Linked DNA regions of Homo sapiens: region 1 is linked to region 2. Evidence: read pairs that join two places in POLR2A ChIA-PET (ENCODE). Cell type or tissue: HepG2. All regions are shown on one strand. Each heading gives the region's core, and the rest is flanking DNA. Links, peaks and the distances in the headings are about the cores only. Region 1 overlaps FN1 (fibronectin 1). Region 2 overlaps LINC00607 (long intergenic non-protein coding RNA 607).

What was found. ChIA-PET counts read pairs that join two places held together with the same protein. Peaks named below come from ENCODE experiments on the same cell type or tissue, not always from the same donor. Only the 100,000 strongest peaks of a DNase experiment are listed, where the experiment ranks them.
Region 1: POLR2A ChIA-PET joins it to region 2 with 5 read pairs; 9 of 35 experiments call an interaction of 5 or more read pairs at or near these places.

What each region holds. Positions count from the first base shown.
Region 1 is chr2:215,423,506-215,426,311 of GRCh38, forward strand. FN1 (fibronectin 1) reads right to left here. Exons shown (of 46, transcript NM_212482.4): 7 at 1,589-1,780; 8 at 641-820; 9 at 1-21. Among named protein-coding and RNA genes, the nearest start is that of FN1-DT, 11 kb to the right of the region's middle. RefSeq lists an enhancer at 1-1,016. In HepG2, for the core only: no CTCF peak of the experiment used is centred there; no DNase peak of the experiment used is centred there.
Region 2 is chr2:215,680,159-215,682,964 of GRCh38, forward strand. The region is part of intron 5 of LINC00607 (long intergenic non-protein coding RNA 607); the gene reads right to left. LOC102724861 (a long non-coding RNA gene) reads left to right here. Exons shown (of 8, transcript NR_187737.1): 6 at 1,766-1,968. Among named protein-coding and RNA genes, the nearest start is that of LINC01614, 36 kb to the right of the region's middle. In HepG2, for the core only: no CTCF peak of the experiment used is centred there; a DNase peak (open chromatin) is centred at 1,173.

The DNA of each region.
Region 1 (2,806 bases), core at 245-2,744, 260 kb before region 2:
CTCCTCGAGTCTGAACCAAAACTGCCAGGAACAATACACAACAAAGAAGGAAAAGATTACCGCTGAGCTTTCCAATGTACACAGAATTACTGGTCTGAGAGAGCCAGGTTTCTGCAGCTCATTCACAGACAGTCTATCTCAGAATAAAAAATGTCTGATAATATAGTTCTAAGCTTCTTAGCATATTTACCTTCACACCTTCAAAACAGGTTTAAATCCCACTTTCACTGTCATTTCCCCAGCACCCCCCCCACAAAAGATTAAATGATAGCTTTGAATAAAACATTGTTTTAACTGGAAAATAAGCTAAGGCACTAAAACATTCATCCTTTGTATTCCTCAGCCCTGTGGGATCATCTACTGATTCCAAAATACAAGTATCTTTAATCACATCATAATCCCAATGTGTTAAATCAAATGAACTGGAAGGCTACTCCCTTGGTGTCATTTCCCAACAGTACTGGGGAAGATGGAAGAATCCTCAGCTGTTACGTGAGCGCTGCGATCTCTTGAGTCCAAACTGAACAAAAGCGATGCTTCTTGGGCGGGTTCAAAATAAATGGCTAGAATGCTGGCAAATAAAACTAGGGCATGAAAGTGAGTTTTTCTCACTTCTGTGGCTCCCCCTTGGGACACTCACCAGTGTGGTCTGTGCAGAAAGAGTATTTCTGGTCCTGCTCATAATTCGAAGTTGTGCTGCACCAAAGATGTCCGTCCTGTCGCCCTTCTGTGGTGCAGGAGTAGAACGTCCTGCCATTGTAGGTGAATGGTAAGACACATGGCTCTCCATTTGAGTTGCCACCGTAAGTCTGGGTTACAGCTACAATCATAATCAAAAGAGTGTCAGTAAACAGAGATGCTTTATCTCCCACCAGCAGCTGCTTATTTATGGCTTCAATGAGATACTGAGCTTGTGCCCTCAAAGGAAGAAGCTATGAGTATAGATGATCATCTCGTTAATTTCAGTCAAAATGCATTACTCAGGAATCCATGTCTACTGTGGATAGAACGACACCTGAGTTCTTCTGCTGATGTCCTTCATGACCACTTCTGCTGCCATGCCTCAGTTTCTCTATTTGTAAAGCTATATTTATACAGGTCAATTAAGGATGCTGCTTAAGGATGTTGGGATAATATTTATGACTATATCTATGCCATAAAATTAATATATGAGACTATTCTGGGGGAGAATTGTGTAGCAATTGTTATTGCCATAGTGACTACCATGTTTGTAGTGCAGAATACATATATTAGGTTATTGGAAGATGTTTACATCACAAAGCTGCTGAAATTTGAGATTTAGAATATAAAACATTGATGATTATTCAGAAAGTAGCTCTCTTGTAACAACACTTTAGACAGATAAATACAATAAAATTTTTACCCATGATATCCATGACCAGAAAGAAAATACATAAATTAAAAAGATTGGAAGAAACTATTTCAAATGCCAACCCTAATTGTTATCACAGGGTGGTAAGATTACAGGCTTCTTGTTTGTTTTATTGTTTCACATTGAAAATGTATTGTCCTTCAAAAACTAAATAATAAAGTCATCAGTCCTATTCTTCAAAAAGATAATGCATACCTGTCTCTTGGCAGCTGACTCCGTTGCCCAGGCACGTGCAAAGCATTTGCTTATTTCCTTGTGTCTTCAGCCACTGCATCCCCACAGAGTAGACCACACCACTGTCTGTGACACAGTGGCCATAGGGAGGAGGCTGGGGGTGAGGCTGCGGTTGGTAAACAGCTGCACGAACATCGGTGAAGGGGCCAGATCCTAATGGCATGAAAAGGGAATGTCACAAAACTGGGTGAGAGAAGACAATTCACTACTTTCTGCAGTCAGGATCTTCAGGATCTCACAGAGATCACTCTGAAATCTATGTCGCTACTGGCCTGGGACTGGAAAAAAATGTCCCTTATTCAGCAGTAGCTTTTGCATTTAGCCTAGGAAATAATCCACAAGTGTCTACCAAGTGGTCTCCATCCTCCAGCTCAGCTGGGGCTACTGGGATTATATTTCTTTTTGTTTGTTTGTTTTTTGGTTTTTTGGGTTGTTTTTGAGATGGGGTCTCACTCTGTTGCCCAGGCTGGAGTGCAGTGGCGCGGTCTCGGCTCACTGCAACCTCTGCCTCCTGGGTTCAAGCTATTCTCCTGCCTCAACCTCCCAAGTAGCTGCAATTACAGGCACGCACCACCATGCCCAGCTGATTTTTTTTGTATTTTTTAGTAGAGACGGGGTTTTGCCATGTTGGCAAACTCCTGACCTCAAACTCCTGTCTCAAACTCCTGACCTCAGGGGATCCACCCGCTTCGGCCTCCCAAAGTGCTGGGATTACAGGCATGAGCCACCTCGCCTGGCCGGGATTATATTTCTCAATCACAGACATCATCCTGCCACTCCATACAGCAGATACCTTCAACACATCCTCACTCTTCTGAGTAACCGAGCTCATCAGAGGGTGCCTTCAGCAGCTGTCCTGGATTTTCTGGAGGTCACCTCCACCTTCCACATTTTATTTCTCCTCTGGATTATTTGTGATTCTATTGTGTTTTTTCTAAAACCAATTGATCCTCTTAAGACAGCTTTCCTTTCAGAATAACACAACAGGATGTGTTGATCTTTTCTTTTTTCTTTTTTTTTTTTTTTTTTTTTTTGAGACGGAGTCTCACTCTGTCACCCAGGCTGGAGTGCAGTGGCGCAATCTCGGCTCACTGCAAGCTCTGCCTCCCGGGTTCACGCCATTCTCCTGCCTCAGCCTCCCGAGTAGCTGGGACTACAGGCACCCGCCACCACGCCCGG
Region 2 (2,806 bases), core at 129-2,628:
TTGAAATTATGTAAAAACATAATTATTACAAAATCATGAATGGAAATTCAGGTCCTTTACATTTTGTGGGCTATAAATATTCAGAAAAATTTTAGAAGTTGATGTTCCTCGATGAGAACACATGGACACCTGGGAGGGGAACAACACACACTGGGGTCTGACGGCGGGGGCGGGGGAGGGAGAGCATCAGGAAGAACAGCTAAGGGATGCTGGGCTTAATACCTAGGGGATGAGTTGATCTGTGCAGCAAACCACCATGCCCCACGTTTACCTACGTAACAAACCTGCACATCCCTCACATGTATCTCGGAACTTAAAATGAAAATTGATTAAAAAAAAAGAATAAAAGTAGAGATGAAAGAAATGGATGTTCCTAAAAGAAACAACAGATACCTTTTAAAATACACTTTCAGTATAACTAAGTACCTTTTCAAGTTGGTTAAAAAATTCTAAAAGTAGAGTAGTCAAGTCCTTAAGTAACATGAAGATCCTATCTACAGTTTAAATAAATGTTCAGTCATCCCAACAGGAACAAATCATAAAGAAAATGTAAAGAATATATCAAATTGGCTAAATGCATTCTATATTCGTAGTGTACTCACTGAAGCATTGTTCGTGGGTTTTTTTTTTCTGATTCTTACCAAGCCTACATATTTCTTTTTAATTTTTTCTTTTTATGTTTCCCAAGTTTACAGTTCACATAAAATACCCACTGAAGCAGAGAGAAAAGTGAAACAAATATTTCACAGCTCTTTGGGGATTTGAATGGGTTTTTACAATAAAACCTTGATTACTCAAAGAGCACAGGAGTGCCTGAAACCTGATAGAAGGAACAGAGAGCAGGCAGTTCTAAAGGTGCCAAGAGAGACTCAGAACCTTGTGGAGTTGATGCACTGGCCCTTCAACCCTGGAACCCAGGCCAAGCACCAAACCAGGAAGGGTCCAAACAGCCCTGAACATGGCTATCGTGGCCAAACAAACCAAAAAAAAAAAAGTCACTTGGAAAAGATGTGCAAGGTTGTGGTTTCCTGATAAATTAAGATGACACAGGCAGTACCACAGGGCTTCCTTCATTACATTATTGTGAAATCTGGACTCAAATAGAATGAGGCAAACCCACAAGTTAAAGTGTTTTTAAAGTGGCTCAATAATCACTTTGAAAACAGAACACCCTTTCAGTCAGCATGACTGGAACTTTGATCAACAAATCCCCAAGAGCCACAACCCGTCTTTTGTGAACAAGTAGTATCAAGGTGGGGGTGGGCTTGGAGTGCACTGGATGCTTTTCTTCTTTCATCATGAAACCTGGTGGTTTTGTGTCATGTGATATGTTTTTCAGAGATTCGGCAGGAAGCTTGCACCGAGTGAAGGATTTATAAAGATTATAGGAGATAACACAAAGCTATTTTATCTCTTTAAAAAAAATCAAAGGTATTAAATTTTTTTCTACTTCATTTTTGTTTCCTCATTTAAAAATTAGCTGCCACAAATATTATCCCCCATCTGGGCACAAGGTCAGTTGGCATACAATTTTCTTCTTAATTTTCATTTTCTGGATTCCTTGATGACCTGATTTTGTACAAATTCATGCTGCAGAGATAAGGATTGATTGGCTACAAATCAAGGATCTCTGCAGAATGGGAATGAGAGACAAAGGAAGAGGAAGAGGACGGACACCACAAACCATCTTATCTTTTCAAAATGTGATTGGTGCATTTCCAACATTGGCTTACCTTTCCTTATGCTGTCCATAAATTTTGTGCAGGTGTAAGCTCATCCTACACATGTCATTTGGACCAGACCAAGGCTGCTGTCATGGAGGACCCACACCACAGCTTGGGAACCATTCATCTACCAGAGGGTCACATGACTTCAAATGACTCTTCTAGGGGCCACCTGCCATGATAGGGTACCAGCTCTTCCTCTGAATTCCCAATCCATTTCTTGAGAACTACTGTTTCTAATAAGGTACTGTTTCTAATACCTTTCCAACAATGGTTTATTCATTTATCCATACATTTAAAATACAGATTTTTTTTAGCATCTGCCATGTTTAAGATCCTCCTCTAGCACTAGGAATACATTATTGAATAGAACAAAGTCCCTGATTTCATGGTGTTTACATTTCAAGGGAGAACTATTCCTTCTTAGAACAGAACACCGTACAAAGTTGTAACATAGTAAGTGAAAGTGCTCTGGCCAAGGCTGAGACCACAGTCTACCACGAGCTCCTTGCATTGTGAAGAATGAATATTTCTTAAGCACTTAACTGTGTGCCAGGCATTGTGTAAAGTCCTAATATACATTTGCTTCCTCATCGGGTGGGAAGTTGAGCAGGAGGCTTTCTAAAGTGTCTATTAAAACCCAAGTTATTTGGTTGGCCACTTTAGTCTGTGGTGGATTATCTGCACATTTTTGCCTAGAGATCACTTAATCTGTGGCATAGAAAAACTATATTCAATTGGCCGTGTGTAGTGGCTTAACGCCTGTAATCCCAGCACATTGGGAGGCCGAGGCAGGTGGATCACGAGGTCAGGAGTTTGAGACTAGCCTGGCCAACATGGTGAAACCCCGCCTCTACTAAAAATACAAAAATTAGTGGAGTGCGGTGGTAGGTGCCTATAATCCCAGCTACTTGGGAGGCTGAGGCAGGAGAATCACTGGAACCCGGGAGACGGAGGTTGCAGTGAGTGGAGATCGTGCCACTGCACTCTAGCCTGGGCAACAGAGTAAGACTCCGTCTCAAAAAGAAAAGAAAAGAAAAGAAAAGAAAAGAAAAGAAAAGAAAAGAAAAGAAAAAAAAGAA